Regions from separate parts of the Mus musculus genome. Here all the other regions are linked to region 2. The links are chromatin contacts, found by Hi-C or POLR2A ChIA-PET in ENCODE. All regions are on one chromosome and are shown on one strand. The core of a region is the stretch at or near the end of the contact, and the rest is flanking DNA. Distances in the headings are between cores, read along the strand shown.

Region 1 (3,373 bases), core at 520-3,019, 400 kb before region 2:
TCCAGATGAAATAACATGTATCTGTAACTTGTCTCTGTTGTGAAACCAAAGTGTGTGTGTGTGTGTGTGTGTGTGTGTGTGTGTGTGTGTGTGTGTGTGACTAGATCAGTTCCTGTACAGCTGTGGGTAGGCATGGATCCTGCCAGCCCACTACCACCTTGTTCCTGGAGGTGATTCAGGTCCTACCCTGATCATGGAGGTGAACTGTCAGTCTGACATTGCTGGCTGCTCTAAAAATAGTGTGCTTAATCTTTCAAGGGAGCAGTGAGTCAAACTGAAGGAATTCAGCAGCCAGAGGCTCTTTTTTGAGTAAAATATCTTCACTCACATTGAAAGAGAACATCTTGTATTGGAAAGACCGAAAGACAGATACTGACAGATAGTGGAGCCTGGCTAACTGCTGGACTAGCTCTACTGTACATTCTTTGGCTGAGTGTCCTGAAATGTGTATCCTTTTGACTATGTTGAAGAGATGCCTTAAGCAAAATTAACCCAACACTAGCACTCTACAGTCTGAGATTTTGTTTGGAGAGGTCCCACTAAGCCACCTCTCTGTTAAGATCCCCTTTCCCAGAGAATTAAATGCATTTAAATATAGCCATTAATTTCTAAATATGCCAATGTTGGCAGTAAAGCTGTGAGAAACAAAGAAGCCTTCCTTTTTCCTTTCCACAAACGTAGATTCATGCATAATACCAACTACTGAACCCTCAGCAAGCTTCTGTTTTGATTTTTAATGTTTGAAAATAGAGGCACTGGAGAGAGGGCTTAGCAATTAGGAGCACTGGCTGACCTTGCAAAGGATCTGGGTTCTATTCCCAGCATCCACGAGGTGGCCTACAACCGCCTTTAATTCCTCTTCCAGGGGGTCTGACGATTTCTTCTGGCTTCTATAGATACCAGGCATCCACTTGGTATACTTACACATAGATAAAAAAAAAAAAAGATAGAAGTAGTTTAGTAATTTTAGGGCAGGGTAAACATTAGAATTTTGTTGTATTCCCTCAAGCTCTTGGACAGAAAAACAAACCAGCCTGACTTATATAAACCAATTTCTGTTTTCTTCTCTGTCTGTCTGTCTGTCTCTCCCTGTCCCCTCTCTCTACTCTCCCACTTTGCTCTCTCCCTCTCTTTCTTTCCTTCTCTCTCCCTTCCTCTCCTTCCTTCCTTCCTCCCCCCCTCTCTCCCTCTCCCTCTCTCTCTCTCTCTCTCTCTCTCTCTCTCTCTCTCTCTCTCTCTTTCTTTCTTTCTTTCTTTCTTTCTTCCTTTCTTTCTTTCAATATAGAGGCTAAGTGACCCTGGGCACTGGCTGACTTGGAACTCATTATGTAAACTAGGCTGGCCTTAAACTCACAGATATCCACCTGTCTCTGCCTCCCAAGTGTATGATAAAGGCATATGACTGATGTGTGTGTGTCTGCACCTTAGGTTTTTTCCCGAAGTCTTTACACAAGAAATACATTCATGGGAACAGGGCATGACTCCATTCTGTCTGCTGAGCCCTTTATAACAAGCTGTCCACTTGTGCTCTCCTCACACCCTCTGTGGCTTTTCTCCAAGATCCCCCATAGGTGAGAGGCCCATTTCTTATTGTCAGAAACTCCAAACAATTGCCTTGAGTCTTGTGTTTTCTTTGTCCCCTTTAAATGTGCATGTGTAGACACAGTCAGCAGACACCAGGGTCAGCGATCTTGTTCCATTTTGTTCCCAGTGTCCCACAGTCTTGCCTGGAGTGTCAGCTTCAGCCCCAGGGCTCTGCCTGACTATAGACCTTTGAACTTTGATGTCCCAGAGCCCAGAGGGAGGCACAGCAAACATGGAGGGAGGACCAGGGATAGTGTGATGTTAAACAGAACACTCTCTGAGCTTTTTTGAGGGAAGCCAGCTGGGTATGACTTCATCACTTTCCCTCATTCAGAGCTTTAAGAACAGCAGACTGCCTGAGCTCCCCAGAGAATGTGGGCTTCCCAGTAACTTGAGATAGTAGGGTGCGCTAAGAATAAGGTATTGCCTGTTTCCAGGGATGGCCCCCTCCTGACTTAGACCAGCACTTCTCAGGACCAGCCTAAGCAAGATGGGAGTTGGTCCTTTCTTTCTTGAGTATGCAAGCTCACTGCCCACCTCAGACTCTGGTATGACACAAGCTGGAGACTGCTTTAGATGGTTTTGCCTTGAATGTGTGAGGTATCCTAATATAGAAGCTTGTGTGTCCAAAAGGGAAAGTTCAGAGTCTGGTCAACCATGATTCTTGAAGCCACCCATGCCTTCCAGAGTAGCTTTCGAGTGGAGTGGATGCCAACTTCAGACATGGGGTGCCATGATCCCTTCCAGCTGTAAACTGTCAGGTCAGAAGCTTCAGACACGGCGGCATGCCAATATCCCTTCGAGAGGATGACAAATCCCAGGATGTCAGAGATTTAGTGGCATTTTGTTCGCAGGCAATCCTGCACACAGGTTGGTAGGTTTCTGTTTTTAGGGTCTTTCTACATCTCAGCTGGGTGAGAGATTTCACTCCGAGACCCAGAATCTCCAGTTTCAAGAGCTTCTATTGTTGTTTCCTAGGTCATGTCCTTGAATGAGGAGTGGCCTCATCCATAGGACCATGACTCCATTTGTGTAGGGGCTGAGAGGTACTAAGGGCTCTGGTAGATATAGTGAACCAAGAGGAAAGAGACAGAAGATCAACATTAACCTACATTGACTCCCTTTAGGGCATCATCTTGCAGATACATACTGTCAATTGGAGTTCTTTTTAGTGTTTTTAATTTTGCCTCTCTTTTGGTGTTTTCCTCTAGCCGGGAAGACTCTTTTGACTTTAATAAGGTTTCCTACTAGCAGGTGGGAGTTCCTCCCCTTGTGTGCTGAAAGGCAGAGAGCAAAAGCAAAGGCTTACAGAGGAGTCTGTAGGAGGGATATATTTGAAGTGGGGAGGAAAGAACTGTGAGAAACAGGTGCATGTTGTAGCTTTGTGATACTAGAACGCCAGGGGTTAGGCACCTAATAAAGAAGTCTGTTTATTTACAATTCTGATAGCTAAGCAAGCGTACAGGCATCTAGTAGACTTTGGTGAGGGACTTACGGTGGATTGCCTCACATTGACAAGAGAGCATGTGACAGTGGTGGATGGCATATTCCAGAAAGGGACTCAAGGGGATATACATTTTCACAAAAAATACTCTCAGTCTCCCAAGACCTGTTTGACTCCTGTAAGACAACACTAAGCCACTCATGATGATGCAAGCTGTTATGAGCAAATGTCTTCCCCTGGGTCCTGATATTAGAGCTTCTACTACCTCACTGCCACTGTGCTTCAGGCCAATCTCTGGTACACGGGTCACTGGGGGGCACACTTCAACCATATCTAAACTACGTC
Region 2 (3,309 bases), core at 615-3,114:
CTAGTTTTAAAAGAACCAAGTATGACCTGGCAGTGGTGGGGGCACGCCTTTAATCTCAGCACTCAGGAGGCCAAGGCAGAAGGATCTCTGTGAGTTCAAGGACAGCCTGGTCTAAAAAGCAAGTTTCAGGACAGTCAGGATTACACAGAGAAACCCTATCTCAAAATAACAACAACAAAAAAGGTCACATGTGTGATTCCATGCCTACAAAAAATCTAGAAGAGACGGTTTCCAATTTAAAAAAAAAATGTATTATTATTTACTGTTATGTGTGTGTGTTTGTGTGAACTTGTTGTTGTCCAAAGGGGACTGTGGAGCTGGAGCCTGGCGTTGCAGGTAGTGGGTGCGAGGAACCGCAAGAGAAGCAAGTGCTCTTAACTGCTGAGCCATCTCTCCAGCCCCATGGGGCTTCTTTTTCCAATAAGACGCTGACTGCAAAATGATCTGGGAGTAGACAATGGAGATGATTATAAAACCTTGAGGAATATTTAAAAACACCGATTTGTACACTTAAAAGGGTGACCTATAACACTTGGGTTCAATCTCAAAAAGTTATCTAAAAAGTCAAAGCAAGTTGACAAAGCAGGTCATCATTTTTTTTATCTAGACTAAAAGTGGCTGTAAAGAAACACAGGCGAGCATGATGAATAGACTTAGAGTCCTTATTCAAACGAACTCATTGTAAAGTAACATTGTATCAGAATAGTCTTGCTGTGAACTTGGAGCGGCTGTTTATTCTAGCAATCACATTGGCATTGTCCTCAGGCAAGATGGCCTCTTTTCTTTTGAAATAAATACTGAAATATTAAGAGGTGAAACAAACCAAGCTTGAGATTTGCTTTAAAATACCCCCCCTCCCCCAACAGACCAAGACGATAGATGCGCCAGGTCTGGAATGAATGGCTGGCTTTTAGCCGAGAGAAGAACGCAGGCACGTGGCTCTTTGAACATTTTTAGTTTTAATATAAGTTTGGAAATTTAATTTCTTCAAATTAAAAAAATAATTTTATTATTATTATTATTATTATTATTATTATTTTAAAAACCTTGCCAATAAAATCATCTCAGACCGTGGAAATTCTCATTAAAATAAGTTAAGCACATATCCAGGCCTGGTGGTGAAAATTTGTCGTCCCTTCTACTCAGGAAGCTGAGGCAGAAGGACGGAAAGTTCCAGTCTTGTCTGGGAAATTTAGTGAGACCTAGTTTCAAAGTAATAAAAGGGTTTGGGATCTGAGACGCCAGGCTCTACTTTTAACCCAGGACCACTAAAAACAAGACAAAGGTATAGCCTAGGTGGAGAGTGGCATGCATGCCAGCAATCCTAGCACGTAGCACTGAGGATAACAAGTTTGATGAATACCCTGAACTAGCTACACAGTAAGTTAGAAAGCAGTGTGGGCACCTAAGAGAGACTCTGACTCAAAATTAATGGTACGGGCTGAGGAGGTAGCTCTGTGGTAGAGCTCTGTTGAGAACTAACTGCCTCACATCTCCAGCAACATTTCTCCTTGATATTACTCTCCAGGAACACAGAAAAAGGCAGCTCCTCTCAGGGTTAAGGAGGGGCCCTGGGAGTGAACTAGCTGAACAAGAAGGGATCTAAGTCGGAACACACCTAGCACCGGCATAGCTTCAGGAAAGGAAGGTTTCCACTGAGCACAGCCTCAACGCTTCCAACACCGCAGTGGGTGGAGAACCTGCTGCTGGAAGTCAACGGCCCCACCCTACCGGGTCCGAAACGTCCCGACGATTGGCTTCCCATACCAGCCACGCCTACAATCCTTCTGACGATTGGCTGCTCTCCTTTTCCTGTTCTGCCCCCTCCAAGCGGCCCTCTGATTGGTTGCAGGTCTCGGGGGGGGGGGGCAGCTCCGCCCCTCTCCCGGATGGCTGTATTAACGCAGCGCGCAGCGGCTCGGTCTTTCGGTCCCGGCCTTGGTGGTGAGTGTCCTCGTGGGAGGGTGTCAGGATGTCCCCGTGTCCCCTCGAGCTTTGCCCGCCCCGAGCTCAGCTGCTCCCGGCGGCCAGAACGGAGGGGTAGAGCAGTTCTCAGCGGCCCGCGGGGCGGGCGGCAGTGTCCAGCCCGGGGCTGCGCGAGACACAAAGTCCTCTGTGCCGTCCGACCCGGGCACCCTGACCACCGCCCTTTCCCTCTGCAGGCCGATCCACCCGAGCCGGTCCCCACTGCCCAGCCGTGCTGCTGCCTCGGACACAAGCGCAGGTACGTCCCGGCATTGATCGGAGGCAGGCCCTGGCCACGTGGCCGAGAAGACGGAGGTTCCAGGCCTGTCTTTGTTGAGCTGCGCCGGGCCTCCCCAGTCGCCCTTTCCTGTGCCCTTTTAAGGTTGTCGCAGTACTTTAAGAGGCTAACACAGAAGGGTAAAGGAACTCTCCATAAAACCCAGAGAGGAAAACTACACCTCCTCTTTGGATCCTGTCTGGAGTCACAAATGAACCAAAAGCTTCATTTAAAACTTGAATGTGCGCATTTTAGGTTCTGGCGATTGCTAGGTAGTGATATAGGATTTTAAAGAAAAGAAAACGTAGCCTACCTGGTTTAATTTGGTTGGAGGAGAAAGTTCAGAAGACAAGAATACATTTGCTTTTCTAGAAGTGAGATTTTAGGTCAGCTGGAAAGGATATAGTTGAGTATGTTCCACTTATGTGAAACATTTTTATTCTTTCATAGGTTGAAAACTACAAGAAACCCGTGACTGAATGGCTCCAAGGTGAAGTACTCTTGCATGTAGTGACCAGGTTTGCCTGTATTCCACTTTAGGATTAGTATCGAAGCTGAAATAGGTGAAGTGAGGGCCATGTGAGTTTCCTTGAATGGCCTTGTAACTGATTACCCTGAAGGTAGTTTGCTAAAGATTTTAATCAATGTACTAGGATCCTGCCCCACCCCTTCTTCATGTCCCACTGCCCTAGAATCAGATCTGCATGGCTATGACATGCTCGCCGTTTTAAAGATGCAAAGATTTCATGCTAGATCATTAGAATGTATCTGGACTTCGTTAGGACAAGTTCTTTGCTAGTAACCAGTCACGTGCTAGCAATTGAGGTGTGTTAACCTGTATATTGTTGCCTATGAGTAATTTTCCATAATCTTTAATAAAGGCTTCCTGTGTCAATTCTATGGCTTGTTCACTTGTTCTTATTACTGGGGAGGGGGGGGGGGGTCAGAACCACTTGGAGCAATTTGTCCTAACACCATGTGCGTGCGTCCCTAGGATCAAACTCAGGCTGTCAGGCCTGGTGCCAGCCACTGCTAGCTGTAAGGTTATTTCTTAGCATTGTTTTTCA
Region 3 (3,243 bases), core at 413-2,912, 440 kb after region 2:
ATTTACCTATTTATTTGTATATGTGTGGGGGACAGTGCATGTGCAAGTCACACTGTGTGTGTGGAGATCAGAGAACAATTGGAGGAAGTCAGTGCTCTCCTTTCACCATGTAGGTACTAGGGAGCAAACGAAGGTCATTCCATGTGGAGCATGGTATGCAGCACCCCCTCTATGACCGCTACCGCCTTATGCTCCTGCCTCCTGGTTCCTGCCATGTTTGAGTTCCTGTCCTGATTTCCTTCAATGATCGACTATGGTGTGGAAGTGTAAGGAAATAAACCCTATCCTCCACAAGTCGGTTTTGGCCATGGTGTTTCATTACAGCAATAGACACCCTAATTAAGACAACTGGTATCTGGAAATGTCTAAGAGTCTCAGGTGATGGCAATTCCCTCCATGTCAAGGTCATCTCATTTTTTCCAGTCTCTTGGACTAGGCCCGGTTGTTTTATCAAAAGCAACGCACACTAAAGCCATATTTGCCCGCTTACAGCATTTAACAAATAAAATTGTGCTTTATCTATGTCCACTCTCCACTAGACAAAACTTAACTCCAGATGCTGTCAAATTAGGGGCTGGTTCTTTTAGTTCATCTTTATATTGCCAACCTCAATATGAGGCCAATAAACACATATGCTGAATCAATGAACAGATCCTCTAGCTAGGAGAGTGAAGATGAACAACTCCCAGAAATGCCACCTACCTGTGAGATCCAGAGTTCTATCCACAAAGACCACAGAAGCCCTGCCTGTAGCAGTCTTTTTCCTGTTCTTGGCGGGGGCATAATTTGCCAGATCTGTAGCGATGACCCGACTGAGGGGACCCACGGCGAAACACTCCTCTCGTACCCCTAGATGTTCACACAGAGAACTGAGGCCTGACACGAGGCATCTGATGTACAGCAGCAGCTCTGGGGTTAGGGCAGTGGCATCCACCTCACCCAAGCTGCTCAGCCTCCTCTTGTCGGGTCTGGCACTGTTAAGAGCGTGGACATCCTGAGGTAGCAGTGGGAAGAGGGTAGCAAAGGCTGGAGTAAAAGCGAGATGGGAGGCAACAGGGGCGAGAAACAACGGGACGTGGAGCACCTCGGCCGTATAGTTCTCGTTGCCCATCCACTCACAGAGCTTCTCCTCCAGCTGTTCGAACACCGGCTGCTGCCCCTCGAGCTCGGCCGCTGCAGCGGCCGGTACGTGGTTAGCAGTGAGGTGGACTGCGTGGCTCACGGCTGTGACCACCACACAGTGCTGAAAGTGACTGCGGCAAATGATACTCTGTAGAGTGTCTACGATCCGGCCTTTCAGCGGGCTGCTCAAAACGAAAACCGCCCGGGGCTGCTTGGCTCCCCCGCCAATGGCCTGGGGTTCAAATTCCCGCAGGTGACACGCAGGACCCTTCACCGCCTCCAGAAGCCGGCTGGATCCGCAGCTCCAGTGCAGGCTCTCGGCGCAGGCAGCGTCCAGGTAGACCACGGACCACTTCACTTTGGCCAGCACCTGCTCCCAGCCTTGCTGGGCAAAGGCCAGTATGCCCGCGGCGCTCATGATCCCGTATCGCCAGCTGGCCAGGGGTCTCACCGGCGTACGGGCGGGAACTCAGGTCAGAACGCAGGGCTTCCGGGTACTGAGTACTTTGACAGTCAACACAGTACACGTGGGCCTGTCTCTGACGCTCGGCGTTCGCGCGCGCGGTGATGACGTCTTAGGCGCTCATTGGCTGATCAGGCGCGCGGGCTGGCGGAAGGAACGTCTGCACTTGAAGGAGGAACGGAATGTGCTTACAGGGTCGATAGTCCCTGAAAAGCTGGAGGCAGCAGCTTTCTAGGAAAGAATTGAAATGGGTTTTGTTCGTCCCTCCCTTGTCAGCTCTCATCACCTTTTCCTCCAGGTTAAGAATTCTCGGGAATAATAAAACCTGGTCTGAAGCAAAGTACTTCCCCCATCTGAACTTGGAGAAGCCAAACAACTACTGCAACGTAATAGTTGGTCTTGTGTAGGTTATCTTCTGCGTTGGTGCACTCCAGCCTCGTGAAATACCTTTTGGGACCAGCAAGATGGCTCATAAGGCTAAAAGCGCTTGCAACACAAGTCGTATGACCTGAGTTTGATCCTTCGGACTCAATGTAGAAAAACAGGACCCGGAAAAATTGTCCTCCATGTGCCAATTGTGGAAAACGCACAATCACCCATCCCCAACACACACACACACCACATACACAGAGAGAGACAGAGACAGACACACAGAGAGAGACAGAGAGATCCTGTCTCCACACAGTCAAAAGGCTTTGGGGTCCATTTCACAGCTACTAAGATGAGAATTGGGTTGAGGAATAGATATACTGATCTACACATCTCAGTTTAGAACCTGTTTTATTATTATTATTATTATTATTATTTAATTGTGGAAACATGCATGAGATAAAAAAATTTAGTAATTTACTGTTCTAATTGTGTGTGTGTGAGTGAGTGTGTGTGTGTGTGTGTGTGTGAGTATGTGTGGACAGGATCTCATTGTGCAGCCCTAGCTGTCCTGGAACACATGATGTGGATCAGGTTCGTTGCAAACTCACAGAGATCTGCTTGCCTCTGCCTTCCTAGTGCTTGGATTAAACGTGTGTGCCACCATGTCCACCATTAGTCATTTTAAAATGTACAGTTCGGAAACATTAAAAAACATTCATGCTGCTGTACAACCAATCTTTGGAACTTTTTATTTTGCAAAATCAAAATAGTTTCAAAACTATATACCCTTTAAATAACAATTGCCACCCTCAACCTCAGCTCCCTGCACCCCCCCCCCAGCATTTGTCAGCCTCTACTTTAATCCTGTTCTCTTTGCATTGGCACTGTGGGTCTTATAATTGGGTCCCTGTACTATCTGCTTTATTGTGATTAACTTACTTCACCTAACATCATTCATCTAGTTGTGACACATGGCAATTGCTTTCATTTTAAAGTTTTATTCGTGTGTTTCTGTGTGTGAGAGAGTGTGTGTGTATACAGTTGGGTTTTGACCTCCCTAAAGCATATGCCACCATACCTGGTCTCTTGGCATGATTTGAGCAGTAATCTATTCATTGTCTAATTCTTATAGCTAAGCACTCCTTTTCATTACTTCTCAAAAGTATACTTCACAGCCGGGTGGTGGTAGGTGGTGGCGTACTCCTTTAATCCCAGCACTCGGGAGGCAGAGGCAGCAGATTTCTGAGTTCGAGGCCAACCTGGTCTACACAGTGAGTTCCAGGACA

What was found. Hi-C counts contacts between places; a loop is a spot of excess contacts on that map. ChIA-PET counts read pairs that join two places held with the same protein, here RNA polymerase II (POLR2A).
Region 1: POLR2A ChIA-PET joins it to region 2 with 13 read pairs in embryonic stem cell. The contact joins the enhancer-like site here to the promoter of Dancr in region 2. POLR2A ChIA-PET finds 5 or more read pairs at or near these places in 3 of 5 experiments (Patski and embryonic stem cell).
Region 3: a loop to region 2 is called in a map of v-Abl transformed pro-B cells, with 2.4 times the contacts of the local background. The contact joins the promoter of Scfd2 here to the promoter of Dancr in region 2. A Hi-C loop is called at or near these places in 2 of 37 maps with a recorded cell type or tissue (regulatory T cell and v-Abl transformed pro-B cells). POLR2A ChIA-PET finds 5 or more read pairs at or near these places in 1 of 5 experiments (embryonic stem cell).

Annotation. Positions count from the first base shown.
Region 1 is chr5:73,688,527-73,691,899 of GRCm38, forward strand. No RefSeq gene overlaps it. Among named protein-coding and RNA genes, the nearest start is that of Gm34902, 38 kb to the left of the region's middle. Within about 2 kb of position 1,770, at least 1 of the 3 ENCODE cell types and tissues checked has a DNase peak (open chromatin) inside an H3K27ac peak, as active enhancers do.
Region 2 is chr5:74,091,196-74,094,504 of GRCm38, forward strand. It overlaps Dancr (differentiation antagonizing non-protein coding RNA), which reads left to right and starts at 1,865. Exons shown (of 1, transcript NR_145133.1): 1 at 1,865-3,142. It overlaps Snora26 (small nucleolar RNA, H/ACA box 26), which reads left to right and starts at 2,335; the gene lies at 2,335-2,455.
Region 3 is chr5:74,530,080-74,533,322 of GRCm38, forward strand. Scfd2 (Sec1 family domain containing 2) reads right to left here and starts at 1,663. Exons shown (of 9, transcript NM_001114660.2): 1 at 703-1,663. The coding sequence starts at 1,540.